Regions from separate parts of the Homo sapiens genome. Here region 2 is linked to region 1. The links are chromatin loops, found by intact Hi-C in ENCODE. Cell type or tissue: psoas muscle. All regions are shown on one strand. Region 1 holds the start of UBE2J2 (ubiquitin conjugating enzyme E2 J2). Region 2 overlaps AGRN (agrin).

What was found. A loop is a pair of places that touch in the nucleus more often than their neighbours do. Peaks named below come from ENCODE experiments on the same cell type or tissue, not always from the same donor. Only the 100,000 strongest peaks of a DNase experiment are listed, where the experiment ranks them.
Region 2: a loop joins it to region 1, with 1.8 times the contacts of the local background. A loop is called at or near these places in 2 of 110 quality-filtered maps.

The regions. Positions count from the first base shown.
Region 1 is chr1:1,272,578-1,275,077 of GRCh38, reverse strand. UBE2J2 (ubiquitin conjugating enzyme E2 J2) reads left to right here and starts at 1,224. Exons shown (of 7, transcript NM_058167.3): 1 at 1,224-1,412. It overlaps LINC01786 (long intergenic non-protein coding RNA 1786), which reads right to left and starts at 1,076. Exons shown (of 3, transcript NR_185846.1): 1 at 597-1,076; 2 at 1-275. RefSeq lists enhancers at 1-378, 1,569-2,076, 2,077-2,500 and silencers at 590-639, 800-1,379. In psoas muscle, no CTCF peak of the experiment used is centred here; DNase peaks (open chromatin) are centred at 1,187, 1,637 and 1,937; H3K4me3 peaks cover 2,500 bases; H3K27ac peaks cover 2,312 bases.
Region 2 is chr1:1,031,694-1,034,193 of GRCh38, reverse strand. All of the region lies in intron 2 of AGRN (agrin), which reads right to left. Among named protein-coding and RNA genes, the nearest start is that of AGRN, 13 kb to the right of the region's middle. RefSeq lists silencers at 72-221, 637-946, 866-986, 967-1,106, 1,167-1,346 and an enhancer at 860-1,729. In psoas muscle, CTCF peaks have their summits at 1,074 (motif pointing left) and 1,695; DNase peaks (open chromatin) are centred at 1,033 and 1,563; H3K4me3 peaks cover 1,243 bases; H3K27me3 peaks cover 2,170 bases.

The DNA.
Region 1 (2,500 bases):
TGCCGCGGGCCACAGCCGTGAGTGTGCATGCGAGTGGATGTGCTGGTGCCTGTATCTGCGGCCGGTGTGGCTTCCCTCACATAACTTTCCATGCTGTGAAAACAGTTTGGCCTGCCCTGCATGGGAACGGCAGAGGCCTGAGAGGAGGCAGAGGAAGGAGGCTGGATGCTGAGATGTTCTCCGAAGGTGGAGCCGGTGACGGCAGTAATGGAGGCAGGCTGGATTCCCACGGGCTGAGGCTGCGTGGACACTCCTCCTGGCTTCTGCCCCACGGCCTGCAGCAACGTCTCAGACCCACCAAGGTGTCCCAGAGGGCCAGAGTCAGGGCTGAGCATGGACACAGCCTGCCCTCTGCCCGTAGCCACAGCGGGACTGACCCTCAATATTCAGCCACCTTGCTGACCTGTGGTTGTTCCTGAGAGGCAGTCAGGGTTGGGGCAAAGGAGAGGGCCACAGGCAGCCAGGTGGCGAGGTCCACCTCCTGATCCCCCACCAGGGGACCACCCTCAGCTCCCCGCTGTCCTCAGCGGCCTCTCAGGGAGGCGGTGGGCTGCGCGCCTGCCCCCAGCGTCCCACCCCAGCGCCCCGCCACCTACCGCTCTCTCCCAATGTGTCTGGGGTCAGAGAGAGGTGGAGAGGACGCAGCGCCCCGCGCTTTCTGCAGTCTGTCCAAGGGGAGGTCAGGGGCATCCCGGGGCTGGGCAGGCACCTGCAGGGGAGGGTGCTGCGGCGCGGACGTGGGTTGCAAAGAGATGCCACGCGTGTCACTCTCGGGTCCCTGAACGAGAGAGCTCTGAGCTCCCTGGAGCCCAACCCTCCACTGAGCCTCCAGGGGCCCGGGACGCTCCATGCCCGGGCCGCGCCGCGCCTCCCCTAAGGGCCGGGTGGGGCGTGGGAGCGGAGGACAAGGCGGGAGCCGGGAGGCGGGAGGGTCGGGGTTCTTTCTCCACCGGGGTCGCCCTCAGCCGGGCCTGCCGCCCTGGGCCGTGGCACATGGGGAGGGAAGCGCGCGGCTTCGGGGTCTGGGGCTCTCGCGCCCACTAACGGTGCCCGGAGCCGCCCGCCAGTGCGCAAGCGCCGCCCCGCCCCCCGCCCCATCCCCCACCCCGGGGTCGACGGCGACAGAGAGTCGTGGGCGCGGTCCGCCAGTCTGCCTAGAGCGGCCAGCCCTCCCCCTCCCTCCTCACCGCCCCGGACCGCGCACCGGAAGCAGAAGCTAGGCTGGTTCCGCCCCGCGAGCGGCCATCTTGGAGGCTGAGGCGGCGGCGGCGGCGCTGCGGCGGGTTCGGTGGGCCCAATCCCGGGGCGGTGCGGCTGTTTCGGGCGCGGGCCCCGCTTTTCCGCACCCTGCTCCGGCCTCGACTACGGCGAGCCTGAGCGCGGCGGCGGCCCACGCGCAGCGACAGGGAGAGGTGAGCGCGCTCGCAGGCCTGCGCCGGGTCCTCGGGCCCGCTCGTCCCCCCTGCCGGAGCCGGCCACAGCGGCGGCCCGGGGCTGCTGGGGACCCTGCGCGACGCTTCTCCGTTCGCGCCCGCCGCCCGCGGGGCCCCGGCCCGAGCCTGCCTGCGCGGAACCCGAGGTCGGTTACGGCGGGCTCCCGGAGCTCCGGGTCAGGGTCATGTCGGGGACTTGACCACTCGGCCGGGTTTCCCGTCAGCTGGGACACTTGCAGCTGCCCCAGGACGGGCAGCCTCGATCCTGGTTCGTCAGTGGATCACGGGAGTCTGTGTCGGGGGAGGGCTGCCGTCGAGCCCGCCGTCGCCTCGCCCCTGAACTGTTAGACTCCAGACTGCCCCGTAAACCCCGAGAGAAACGAGCGTGCCCGGGACTGTGCTTAGGGCCAGCGTTTCTGGGAAACCCGGGCGGTGACAGTGGGAGACCACCGCCGGCCGGCGAGTGAGACACGAGCCCGGAACAAGTCTCTAAGCGGCGCCGGGCCTCGCCATCCACACCTGCCAGTTCCCTGCATCCTTTCAGCCCCTGGCCAGGTGTCACCTCCTGGCGTCCTTTTCAGTGCCTGCCACTTAGTGCGTGTGTATTTAACTCTAGTCCGGTTGCCATCCTCTTGCCAGACCCAGATAGGAAGCGGCTGAAAGGTCGGGCCTCAGCCCGGTGGGAGGTGGGCAGCGAAGAGTGTACAGCGGGCTTGGCTGGGGCAGGTCGGTGGCCCCGCGCCCTGCTCCAGGGGAACCAGACTGTGTAATCTGGCTTCCGAAGAAAGGATCGTGAGTATCTCGCTTAGTCTAGCACCTGAGCCTAGGGCGTGGTTGGGTCTGGGTGCCCGGAACTTGCAGTCCGTCATCTGCACGGCCTGGCACCGCTGACCTCCTTAGCAGTTCCACTCTCGGCAGGGATGTGCGTGAGTGACAGGCAGGTGAGCCAGGCAGGTAGGTGAGTGCTTGAGTGACAGGCAGGTGAGCCAGGCAGGTAGGTGCGTGGATGAGTGACAGGCAGGTGACCCAGGCAGGTGCATGTGTGAGTCGCAGGTGAGTGTCCCATT
Region 2 (2,500 bases), 240 kb after region 1:
GTGCGCGCGGCAGGTGCGCGGGGGCCGGGCGCCGAGGGTCTGCTGTCCCCGTCCCCGGCAGAGGCGGAAGCGGCGATAGGAGCGGGCAGGCAGGAGGGGCGGCCGCGTCGGGAGCGAGAAGAAAGCGCCGCCTGCGGAGGCCGCGCCGGGTCCCGGGCTCCCTCCAGCTCCCCTCGTCCCCGCGGGGCTGGGGAGGTGAGTGAGGGGCGAAGACGCCGCGGAGGGAGGGCGGGAGCAGAGACAAAGGAAGCCGCCTCCAGGGACCCCGGCGTCCGCGGGGAGTTCCAGAGGATCGGGCGGATGCGGACGGGAGAGCGCCGCACAAAAGGGAACGCCGGGCAGGCGGGGCCGGGGGTGCTCGGCTGGGGCTGGGGCTGGGGCTGGGCCCGGGGCCGGGAGCGCTGGGGCTGGGGCTGGGCCGGGACTGGGGCTGGGGTGGCTGAGGCTGGGGCCGAGGGTGGGCCTGAAGGTGTTGGGACTGGGGGTGGGACTGGGGCTGGGCCTGGGGGCGCTGAGGCTGAAGCTGGGGCCGGGGGTGGGACTGGGGGCGCTGGGGCTGGGCCGGGGGTGGGACTGAGGCTGCGGGCGTTCAACTGGGATTGAGTCGAGGGCAGCGGTGGGGCTGGGCCGGGGGAGCAGGGGTCGCGCCGGGCAGCGTCGCGTGCTGGAGCGGAGGCGGGTGCGGCCGGGGCAGGTCGCGGGAGGAGGAAGCGCCTGGGGAGCAGGAGCTGGGCCGGGCGGGTCCGCGCCCCGCACCCGCGGGGGTGAATCGGAGTCGCCGCAGGGGGCTCGGGGGGCCGCGTGCGACCGCGTGTGCGCGTCGTCGTGCGTGTGCCCGCGAGTGTCTGCGCCCGCGGCCCCGCCCTGGCGGGGCGTAGGTGGGGGAGGGCCCCAGGTGCGGCGCGAGCTGGAGGGTGGAGTGAGGTGAGCGGCCCAGAAATCGCCTCGCCCACTTTCCCCTGGGGATTGACAGTGGCTCCTCCAGTCGCCGGCGCCCCCGACTCCCGCGCGGGGCGGGGTCATGCAAATGAGCCCCATGCAAATTGCGGCGGGGACTCCCTGCGGGTCCGTGGGGCTGGAACGCCCCCAAGAGGCCGTTCCGGGAACGTCCGGGCCCTGACGTCACTGCGGCCCGGGGCGGGGAATGGGGGTCTGGGCCCATCTGGGACTCCTGACGCGTAGTCCGGCGTCCCCACACCCGCCCCCGTAGGTCGCCCCTCTCCCTGGCCGCTGCCCAGCCGGGGGATCCGGGGGTAAGGGAGGGGCCCGTCCGGTCCGGTGTGTGCACCATCCCCTAGAGTCCATGCCAGGCCCGACCACCCTGGAGGCCAGAATCTCTCGGCGACCGCACCTCAGCGCCCCCGCACACCCCTGGCCACCCGCAGCCTTTGGAAGGGACCCCTGCGCACCCATTACCCTGCCCTCTCCTCTGTCCCTGCAATGACCGACCCCATTCCCCAAGCCCCAGCTCCAGGAAAGCAAGGACCCGGCGCCAGGGCGCTTCTGCTCCGCCAGTCCCCTCCAGCACCGCGGACCAAGCCATCTGCCACACTCGGTCTCACCCACTCTGCAGACGACAGCTGCCGGCAGCCACCAGTGCCACCGCGTGGTCACACCCAGGCCTCACCTCAGTCCACCCCAGAGGACCCACTGCCCACACCTGCTGCCTTCCTGGAGTCCCCCAGCCGGGTGTCTGGGCCCCTCAACCCCATGGCCTCCATCTGGACTCTCCCCAACGCCTCCTTCCTTCCAGGTGCCCTGTCTCACCTCCTGGTCAGGCTCCTCCAAGGGCCCCAGCCAAATCCCACCAACCCCACCTTAGCTGGGAAGGTCCTGTCTTGCCAGCTCCCTCTCTTGGGACTCCTTTCCACCCCACAGCCAGGGACCAGCACCATGCCCCATCACCCAGACAGGAGGCCTCCACATCTCTACGGCCCTGGAACCTGGTGTTCCAATGAAACCCTGCAGGAAAATCCAAACTCAGCCAAGGGTTCTCACCCACCCCAAGCCACGTCCCATCCAGAGCAGCTGTCAAAGGAAGCACTTGGAGACCCACCCCTGCTGGCCTCACTCTCTCCTCAGGGGAGCTCCTACCCCAACCACCCCACCCTGCTGGACCTTGGCACTGTCCACACCAGGCTGACAGTGTTCCGGCGGTGCTGACTGTGGGTGCCCCGGGCAGGGTCTGACTTTTTATCTCCCCAGCGCAGGGTGTGACCCAGGGATGAGAAAACCCAGAACAGGACTTGCTGTGTGCAGAGGCAGGTGGTTCACATGCATTCCCCATTTCTCACCTCCCAGCTCTGAGTCCCAGGGGCAGTGCCAGGGTCAAACCCAGGCCGTGCTACCAGGTCACGCGCCAGCCCGCCTGCTGCCACCACCTTCAGCCATGGGATCTCTGGGCGGGCTCTGCAGGAGGAGGACAGGTACCACAATGTGGGAGGGGTGGGGGAGCCCCAGGTACGGGCTGGCAGAGGGGGCCTCAAACACTGCCTGGGAA